Regions from separate parts of the Homo sapiens genome. Here region 1 is linked to region 2. A link is an interaction called in ENCODE POLR2A ChIA-PET data of the cell type or tissue named here. Cell type or tissue: PC-9. All regions are shown on one strand.

Region 1 (5,000 bases), 380 kb before region 2:
GGATAATCGAGATTCCGTGAAGGATTTACCCTGCTCATCCTATCTTCACAGCTGCAGCCGTCTTTGATAAAAGCTAAAGCAGTTGAGAAGTCCTCTTCCCTCTCTCTCCTTTTCTCAGCATTAAACAATACATGACACTAATTGGAACCACCACACTGCAGGTGATTAACAAAACGAGCAAGTGAGATTAAGTGACAGTCGAGCTGGAAAGGGCACCAAGTCCTAAATTTGAGGATACATCAGTTTCTATGCTGAGATAATACAGAAATCATCCAGTTCTCAAAAGGACCACCTGTGGTGTCCGAGGCCCCAGCAGCACGTGCCCACATGTCAGCTGTTGTGGGCACGCAGATGCCAGCAGGGTAAATGACAGGCACGCTGCATCAGCCGCCACCCTGCTGTGCTTCACTGGCAACACCGGAGGAAAAATTTAAAGAAAAAAAGCCACCTTAGGGCCGAGCACTGTGTCTCACGCCTGTAATCCCAGCACTCTGGGAGGCTGAGGCGGGCAGATCACCTGAGGTCAGGAGTTCAAGACCAGCCTGGCCCAAAGGGTGAAACCCCATCTTTACTAAAAACACAAAAAAATTAGCCGGGCGTGGTGGTGCGCACCTGTAATCCCAGGAACTCAGGAGGCTGAGATAGAAGAATCACTTGAACCCAGGAGGCAGAGGTTGCAGTGAGCCAAGATCACGCTACTGCACTCCAGCCTGGGTGACAGAGCGAGACTCCGTCTCCAAAAAGAAAAAAAAAAGCCACCTTAATAGAAAAAAGTTTTTCATTTAAGACACTGTACATCAGACACACGTAAATCCTGTGGTTCTGAAATCTGCTGAATAAATTAGTTGTAAATTTCCAAAAAATTTTTAAAAGCAATTATTTTTTAGAAAGGCTAAAAGAAACCTTGCTCAAGGTTTGTATTTTGGATATTTCTAAGAAACTAAAAAATAATAACAAAATAAAAACCAAAAATTCCAGTACTACACCAACAGTTTAAATAGCTGAAATAACTGAACTAATCTTCCACTATCTTCTAAACACGTCTTCTCTTAGCAAAAGCATTATGAATTCTGGCAATACCTTCTATTTAAATATTTCCTAGTATAATTTTATCTAGAAAATCACACAGCAATTGTGCCCACAGCTCAGACGCAGCTGCATGAATTTAGGGACCTGAAGCTCAGCTGCTGTCCTGCCTGCCACCCCTGACTGAAACATCACTCACTGGGAGGTCAGGCGCATGGGCTGTGCAAGGGGCCTACCACAACAGGTTCCTTCAGACTGTAATTTGAAACTAAACAGAATAAACCACCACACTTCCCAGGCCTTATTGCTAAACTTACTTGAATTGAGTGTTTGCCTTGTTTTGGCGCTGGTGCAGTAAGCTTCAATGACTTTCAGAATCTGAGCATCTTCTTCCAAAGCAGCTGTGCCTGTCAAGAGATGCGCAACAGTTCACAGTCGAACTGAAAGGCCTCTAGGGCAACTGGCGAGACGAATGCAATGCAGACATCAACTCGACCAAAGTGACCAAGTAAGATAATCTGCCCTTGATTTTCTTGTCAGATAACTGTTTTCTACAAAATTCATGAGTTATATTCAAAATAAAATAAAATAAATGCAAATAAAAATATTTGCAACACATTTGGAAAAACGGCGAACATCCTAACTTTATAATGATTATCCTACCAACCCGTAAGAAAATTAGTATCCCCACTCTCAAACTGAAAAAAGGGCAGGAGATAGGAATAAGGAAGTCACAAAACAAGAAGAGTTCTAAGAAAAAATGTCCAATCTCGCTAAAACAAGAAATGAAAATTAAAACATTTTCGTGTTTCCACACGCCAGCCAGATGAAAACAAAAGGCCGACAACTCTCAGTGTCGACGTGGCCATCCGTGCCTGTCTGTTCCCCACACGGCAGCCCGTGGTCCTGTGAAAACCCGGGCCCATCATCTTGTCTATGGAACCGGACTCTGGCTGCCTGCTGCTCAGGGTGCTGTGCTACCTCCCGCTCTGCCAGGGGAGCTTGGGCCCACACAGCGCACTGTCCCTTGGGCACAGCCTGGGGTTCCTGCTCAGGGTCTCTGCAACCAGGCCTGGAGAGCTCCTCCCCAGACACCTGCTTGGCCTGCTTCCTCAGCCCCAGGAGGCTGCTCAAATGGCGCCCTGGCACCGAATCTCCCACCTGTCCTCCCCACTGGGTCTCTGCAGCACTCCATGGCCCACACATTGTTCACTTGTTTTGTTTCTTGTCTGTATCCTCCTACTAAAACATAGGCTCTATGAGAACAGGGATCTCTTTCGGCCACACTGTATCCTTCCCACCCAGCCCACGAAGGTGCTGATGAAGCACGCGTCCATGAACGATGGTCTCAGCTGCAGCCGGCCCCCGGCCCAGCTCAGTGCTGCCCCTGGATCTGCTGAAGGAAGTGGCCCACAGAACAGCCCTCTCAGAGAGAAGCCCCGGCACAGCCAGTAAGCAACAGAGCAGGCATCCAGCACCAGCTCCACTTCAATCACTAGACCCCAGGGCCTCACCATCTCATCAGGGGCCCTGGTGGTCAGGGACCTGGACTACCTAAGGAGAAGGACAGTCAGGATGGTGACTTATACTGCCATGGACATCAGGTGACAAGGACAAGAAAAGAATGAACACCCCAGCACGGTCACCTCACTGGGCTGATTGATGATAAGGTGGCGGTGAGGGGAGGCCAGCAGTGGCATGGCACAGTGAGCGTGTGGGACGGCTGCTGGGCCTCCTCCTGAGGCTGGAGGAAGTGAGCAGTGAAGGCAAAGGACCAACAAAGGCTGAGCTCAGACACAGGGGCGGGGCAGGGCAGAGCCCTGTAGGACAGATCCTGCAACTTTCCCAGAGCTGGCTCTCTCTCCCTGGGCTGCACCCATCAGTCCACAGCAATCTGTTCACGTGCACCCCTTCCCAGCAGTCACCCCCAGGAAAATCACTTACTTCTGAAAAGAGCTCCACTTATTCAAAAGCTATCTACCGAGCACCTAACAGGTGCCAGGTGCTTGCTGCGAGGCCACATAGGAACCCAGAGCTGAGTCAGACCCCTAGGCCTGAGGAGCAGACAGGACAGGTCCAACAGCAGAGAGACCAGCAAGAGAACAGCACGGGTGGGTGCTACCCACAGGAGAACACAGCAGGTCACGCTTCTAACAGACACAGGGTGCTTTGGGAGATGCTGGCACTTCAGGAAGTGTGGGTGGAATATCTTATAGGCGAGAGGGAGAACCAGAAGAGCAGGAGAGCCCTCCAGGTCCGGCCCCAGCTCCTGGATGAGGAAGGGGCTATAAGGCAGTGGTGCCGGGACTGGCACGGAGGCTTCACCACTGACACAAAGGCGCTTCTCCTGCTTGCTTGGGTAAATGTTACGTGGCTTATTCCTATCACTGCCTCAAGGGGCAGACCTTACTTTTGTTTGGAGTCTTCAGAAAGCCACCAAGCCTCCCTCTATCCCAGGAAAGCCATGGCCTACGTGACCAGGAGGCCACGTCCTCCACCACACGGACCGCAGGTACTCACTTTTCCGGGACGCGAACTCCTCATCTGAAGGCTTCCGTTCAGGTTTGCGCTTGGGCAGCAGCTTTTTCATGGTCTTAGGGCTCTTACTAAGATCCTAGGGAAAGACAAAAGAAAATGCTAACATACTCTAAAGCCAATCATTTTCACTGGCATATCAGAAAGGCTGCTGTAAAGGTATAAAACCCCAAATTATTATAGCCACTGATAAGAGCTTCTCGCCTTTTCCTACTTTGATTTTTCTTTACCAGCTTCTGAACGTTAATTTTTAAAAATCAATAGGGCATTTTCAGTATTAGTCATTGGCTAATTTTTTTTTTTTAATTCTAATAAAACCCCTCGTGTCATTTGGGTCCTGTTAGTCCTGTGATGAGAGGTGTCACCAGGAGGCAGGCTGGCGCTGGTGTGCACAGACATCCTGCACGCTCCTGAGGGAGGAGGAGAGGAGGGGGCAGCTGCTCCCTAGGACAGACCTATCCCCTGGCACAGCTAACTGGAAAGAGAGGAGGAAACTAAGGTTGTCATTAAATGACAGATAAGTAAAAAATAATTGCTTTAAGAAAATATTTGAAGTTTCAGGGAGAAGAAAAGGGAGCGAGTGCTCAGCTACCTGACTCTGAGTGCCAGGAGCACAGCCAAGCTCGGCCAGGGCTGCTGTGCAGGGGCCACATGCACACCAGCTCAGAGTGTTCACAACGGAATGGCCCACCCCTTACCTCTTCAAACAGCTTTTCAAACAAGCACAGAAGACGACGGCAAAAAACAAAGTGAGCAAAGCAAGTCCCAACAGAGCAGGTAAGGTGTCAACTGTCAAGCACGTGTTAAATACCGATATCAAAAAAAGGCTGGTTTCTGCATCACCCCAACGACATAAACCATCACGAATGCTAAACGCGAGACCAAGACTCAGAAGATGAGATGTGCTATGGAATGAACCAGGCTGGAAACAGAGGAAACAAAGCTTGGTTTTTAAAATTATCTTTAAAAGTCTTTTCTTGGGAGCTAAACAATGGGTACACATGGACATGACCATGGAAATGACAGACCCTGGGGACTCCAAAAGGCGGAAGGTGATGGGGGTGAGTTTTGAAAAGCTACCCATTGGGTACAATGTTTCCTATTTGGGTAATAGGTACCCCAGAAGCCCAAACCCCAGCATCACCCAATACAGCCACGTAACAAACTCTGAATCTAAAATAGCCTTCAAAAAGTTAAACAAAAGTATTTCTATAAAAAATTGGAAAGCTCTTAGAAATGCAGCAGCAATCTGTTCCAGAAGACACATTTATACACATGTGCTCATGGCTTCCCTAATTCGAAGCAAATTGAGATGGAGAGCCTTGAAGAGCCAACGCCCGCCCCTCACGTGCTCCGAGGGCACCTGCAGGCGCAGAGGGTCACAGAGCACACAGCACACCTGAGCCAGAGCCAGGCAGAGCGGGCTGCAGAGCGGCCTC
Region 2 (5,000 bases):
GATCTCAGCCCTCTGCAACCTCCGCCTTCTGGGTTCAAGCAATTCTCCTGCCTCAGCCTCCCAAGTAGCTGGGATTACAGGTGCCCGCCACCACGCCCGGCTAATTTTTTTGTATTTTTAGTAGAGATGGGGTTTCACCATGTTGGCCAGGCTGGTTTCGAATTCCTGACCTCAAGTGATCCACCCGCCTTGGCCTCCCAAAGTGCTAGGATTACAGGCATGAGCCACTGCGCCCGGCCTACACAAAGTTTTTTAACCCACCAATCCCTTTAACGTTTTTGTTTAGAATAGTCTGTGCAACAAACAGTTTTGATAGAAGTCTTGGAACAGCGCAGTCCAATATTTTCTGATTTTGGCTTATTCAATTGTAGGGAAACAAATATTTAAATCTGTATAGTGTTAGTCGTCTTTTTGCATTTTTCTATTTCTATCTACCGTCTTTTTCATAAGGACAAGGGAATATGTTATCTTAAATGTCCTTTAAAATTTGCATGGCATTGGGAAAGAGTGACTTAATCTGTTAAAAAACTGGTAACAATGCCATTTGTCACCATTATAGAATTTCGATTATTCATGTAATATTGAATAGTGTACTGACATGTCTGCGTGTTTTCATTACCCCTCTTGTTTTCGAAGTTGGAGTGCTTAGTGCAGTTGGTGAGAGCGGGAGCCACACTCAACGTCTCCACCACACGGTACGCGCAGACGCCAGCCCACATTGCAGCCTTTGGGGGACATCCTCAGTGCCTGGTCTGGCTGATTCAAGCAGGAGCCAACATTAACAAACCGGTAAGAGTGCTGGTGATGGACTTGGTTTGCTTTTGCTTTTTCTTTTTGCAGTTATAATTATACACGGTATTGCTTTAAATCGAGGCCTTAATTAGAGTTTGATATCTTTACCTGAGGGCAGACTGGAATTTATGTTTCTTCAGTTGTTTGTGGAGGATAGTAGGCCCTTTCCATAGGAATGCTTTCTGTTCATAGAGTGCTTTCACCTGTTGTGTGATAAACTGATCCAGGGTGATGTGCCCAAGGTTATAGCTGGTAATTAAAGGAGCCTGGCCTTGAGCCCAGGTTTCCTGGCTTTCTACTCATAGCTGCCTTAGCCTCATTTCCACAGATAATTATGAAAACATTTTCATCCTGGGAAAAGCATGGCTATTAAGTCAGCTCCAAAGTGAGCTTCAGATACAAGTTGATGCCTTGATGCAGATAAGTGCTAAGTATCATTTACTAAGTGGGAAGAGTAAGTGACTTGAGGACTTGGTATTTAAACATACTGACAGGAACATAATCGTGCCAGATTTTTCTTCATGGTGTGTTTTCAGTATCATTTCACCTAAACCAAACACACACGCATTCAGATTGTTAGGTACTTAGTTGTGTGAGACAAGCAGCATCTAATAACCATTAGGTTGTCTGACTGGGAGCAGTCCCTAGACTCAGCGTCCTTTGCTGCAGATGGATTAGTCCTTAGACTAATTGATAATTTTCATCTCTTAAGACCTGGGCATGGGCTCTGGGAGCTGGTTTTTATGCCTTTTTTACTCCTATCTTTAAATGCTTTATAGTCATCAAGGTCTTGGATGCAAAGTCGTCTTTCTACTTTTCTTTCCCAAGATTCAGTCCTTCATGATAACCAGGCATAAGGTTGTTGCTAGTCCCTCTTCTAAAAACCCAGCTACCCACCTGAGCAGTAAGTAATTGAGAAAGAAGGTGTTTTTAGCCATGATTTAAAACAAGGATCAATGGGAAAGTGGGGTAAGTTATAAGGCAGTTTGTCCCCTTAAAAGATGTGAAGTAGAAAAGAAAATGGAAGGTGGCCAAGAGTTGAGGCCTGTTTGTTACTAAACTGAAATGTGGGATATGGGACAAGTTTTAAGGTTGTGCTGCCACTTCTCTCCTTCCATCTCCACACGTGTGCCTTTACATAATGTATATTTCTCTGCTGCTCTGTTGCTTGTCTTCATAAATTCGAGAGTTATGAATTACCTACTCAATACCCTTATGTGCTGGGCAGCGCCTTGTGTTTTTCCTTCTTCCCTACCCCTGTCCCCTGGTAGAAAGGGCAGTGTGGGCTTGATTCCTTGGGCAAGTCATTAACTTTGTGGCTCAATCTCTTTATCAGTAAAATACAGTTAATAATTCCATGAATGGCAGTAATTAATAGTATGGAATTTAAGTATATCATTTTTGTAGGTTAATTTTCATCAAATTGTTACATAGCATCTTATTTAGAGAGGACTAGAGAAATTGTCTAACACTGCTTTCCAGACCTTTTTAAATCAAGAAGCCCCCTTTTCAAAGTGTCTTATGGCAGTTCAGTATTTTCAGTAGATAAAGGGAGTGAGGCAGAAAGTGTGCTGCTGGGTCTCCCACCTTCCTCTCAGATGCCTCTAGATAACACCTCCTGGAAACTTCTACCGCACTCTGCTTCTTCCCAGGCAGGATCCTAAAATCTTTTTCTTTTCAGCCCTCCCTGTATTTGAAGTATCCGGGTAGACATTTCCAAGTCCTCACATGTGCCTAGTGCATATCATTTGGCATTGTAAAGCATCCTGGAATTTCTCCTTAGTGTATCTTAGGTAGTTGTGGTCTGCTGGCATGTGGAGTTTACATCCGAATCTGAGGCATCATCTCACTCTATTATGTAGTGGGTGAATTTCAACACCTCTTGTTATGGGCACCCAGTGACTCTAGAGGACACAATAGCCCTTTTGTTAGCTCCCCACCCCGCCTACCTGCTGACTCATCTCCAGGTAGACAGTTTCTCTCATTTCTCATATAAACTCAGGATGCCAAATCCAATCCAGGTTTTTCTCCTTTGTTGTGTCCATTTAATTTTTTGAACCTGTTGATGCAGTGTTTTAAGCCAATTTCTAGTCTGTTAATCTTTTGGCATGTTAGCTACTAACAGTTCTAAGTTCATTTTCCTCAAAGTTAATACCACAGACTTTTTTGGCAGTCTCTGAGGTGAGATTACCAAAGCTCGTATGCTGCCTAGAGGCCTGTGTTCTCGATTTCCCCAAGAGGAAATGAAGCCAGCTTTCCTGTGATTTGTTTTTAGTGAATCTATATTGACTAGCCTTGGTGCGTAATTAGCAAACCTTCTCTTTCATATGCCTCTTCTAGAATTTTGGCATTTGATGTTGTCTTTAATTTTTCATATCTAGATTGGAAATGAAATTTTTCTTTATGAAAACCCAGGGTGCCCAGCCTGTCTTGAGCATTCTGGCACTGCTCCCAGTTCCCTGTAGATCACTCAATTTGCTGTGGCTGCGATGTGACTGGGCTGAGCTGGAGGCCCGGGCACCTTCACCTGGCTCTTTAGTCTTACGTATCTTTTCTCTTGGCTACCTTCTCTCAGGATGTCCGGGCCTTTCTCTAGTGTTTGCTCTGCCCCTAAAGATTGTCCCTGCAGAGCTTGGTAGTTTTGCTTTTTCATTGTCATCTGTTAATATCCCACCGTGACAGACCCTTACTTTTTTGTCTTGTTCCAAGGATAGCTTTAAAGACCTTTTTTCCTTTTTAGCCTTTTTCTTTTTTGGCAAAACTTTATCTAAATCTCAGCTCCAGTTTTCCTGGGAATGTTTTTATGTAATTTTTATTTGTCTTTATTTTGTACTACTTCTCTCCCCTCCTCACCTCTCTTTTGGGGAGGATAGGGCTAGGTTTTCGCTTTTTAAAAAATCCGAGTTGACTGGATAGTTTATAGCCGCATGGTTTTCTGTGTTTCTGTCTTCAAAAATGGATTTTTCTGTTTAGAACTTTACATTGCTTTATAGTCTCTTTAGACCTTTGTTTAAATAAATGTGCACACTTTTCCCTCTACCAAGCACTCGAGCCTTTCATACTCTTATTTTTCTGTAAATTAATCTACCACTGTTTTTTTTAACTTTGGGTGGCCCTCACCTCATGTTTATTCCTGTGAGTATGAGTTGGTGAAGGAGCTTAGCTATTTAGTGAGTTTAGGAATGAACTGTTTTCTAAGTGACCCACAGTTGCTGCACTCCTTTTTATCTTGGTCTCTTAATTGTGTGGTAGTCTGCGCAGTTCAGCTTCCAGTGAGGTTGCAGTGTGAGTATTCAAGAAGTGTTGCTGATCGAGACCATCCTGGCTAAAACGGTGAAACCCCGTCTCTACTAAAAATACAAAAAATTAGCCGGGCGTAGTGGCGGGCGCCTGTAGTCCCAGCTACTTGGGAGGCTGAGGCAGGAGAATGGCGTGAACCCGGGAGGCGGAGCTTGCAGTGAGCCGAGATCCCGCCACTGCACTCCAGCCTGGGCGACAGAGCGAGACTCCGTCTCAAAAAAAAAAAAAAAAAAAAGAAGTGTTGCTGTGGAGCCCCCAGGATTTCCCAGTCTTCATTTTCCACCGGAAAGCACTTTCTTCTCTTGATTGCTGTGTCTGATTGCCTTTCCCCTCTCTTGCTTAGCTGATAGCCTATGAAGATGGTCTTTCAGGTTGTTTCATTCATGCAGTGTAGACCTGGGTTGACTGCTGATGTTCACAGTGGCTTTCCTGGGTCTGCTCACTTTTCTCTGCCTCTGTGTGTGCTTCACCTCCCCACCGCCGCCACCCCACCCCCTCTGCACTTTCTGAACCAGGAATTTCATTCTTATGAAGCTTGGTTTGCTTTACCTTTGTGTTCTTCTCCCTTTCCTCTAATAAATACTGAAAATAGATTGGGAATATTTAGTAAATATTCCCTCTAGTAAATACTGAAAAATAGATCAACTGTTGAACCTCAAGCCATCTTGTCTAAGTTGTGGTCCCACTTCAAGTTCAAAGCAGAAGATTCAAGATCGGCATTGATGATGTTGACTCGGGTTAGCATTGGGGTAGGCACAGAGGAAAGTGGGTAGCTGAGACCATATGTCAGCTATTATGTGCTATTTCTTGGCCTTGATGACCGTTTTAATGTGTGTGTGTGGTTGGTTGGTTGGCTTGTTTGTTTGGTTACTTATTCTGGGTTTATATAAAACACACGTGCTAAGATC

Evidence for each region. ChIA-PET counts read pairs that join two places held together with the same protein. Peaks named below come from ENCODE experiments on the same cell type or tissue, not always from the same donor. Only the 100,000 strongest peaks of a DNase experiment are listed, where the experiment ranks them.
Region 1: POLR2A ChIA-PET joins it to region 2 with 5 read pairs; 2 of 35 experiments call an interaction of 5 or more read pairs at or near these places.

What each region holds. Positions count from the first base shown.
Region 1 is chr13:111,284,787-111,289,786 of GRCh38, reverse strand. ARHGEF7 (Rho guanine nucleotide exchange factor 7) reads right to left here. Exons shown (of 22, transcript NM_001354046.2): 17 at 3,547-3,640; 18 at 1,344-1,433. Among named protein-coding and RNA genes, the nearest start is that of TEX29, 33 kb to the left of the region's middle. In PC-9, no CTCF peak of the experiment used is centred here; no DNase peak of the experiment used is centred here.
Region 2 is chr13:110,906,407-110,911,406 of GRCh38, reverse strand. ANKRD10 (ankyrin repeat domain 10) reads left to right here. Exons shown (of 6, transcript NM_017664.4): 2 at 637-789. Among named protein-coding and RNA genes, the nearest start is that of ANKRD10, 6.2 kb to the left of the region's middle. RefSeq lists enhancers at 2,542-3,159, 4,478-4,979. In PC-9, CTCF peaks have their summits at 2,405 and 2,608; a DNase peak (open chromatin) is centred at 2,646; H3K27ac peaks cover 2,534 bases.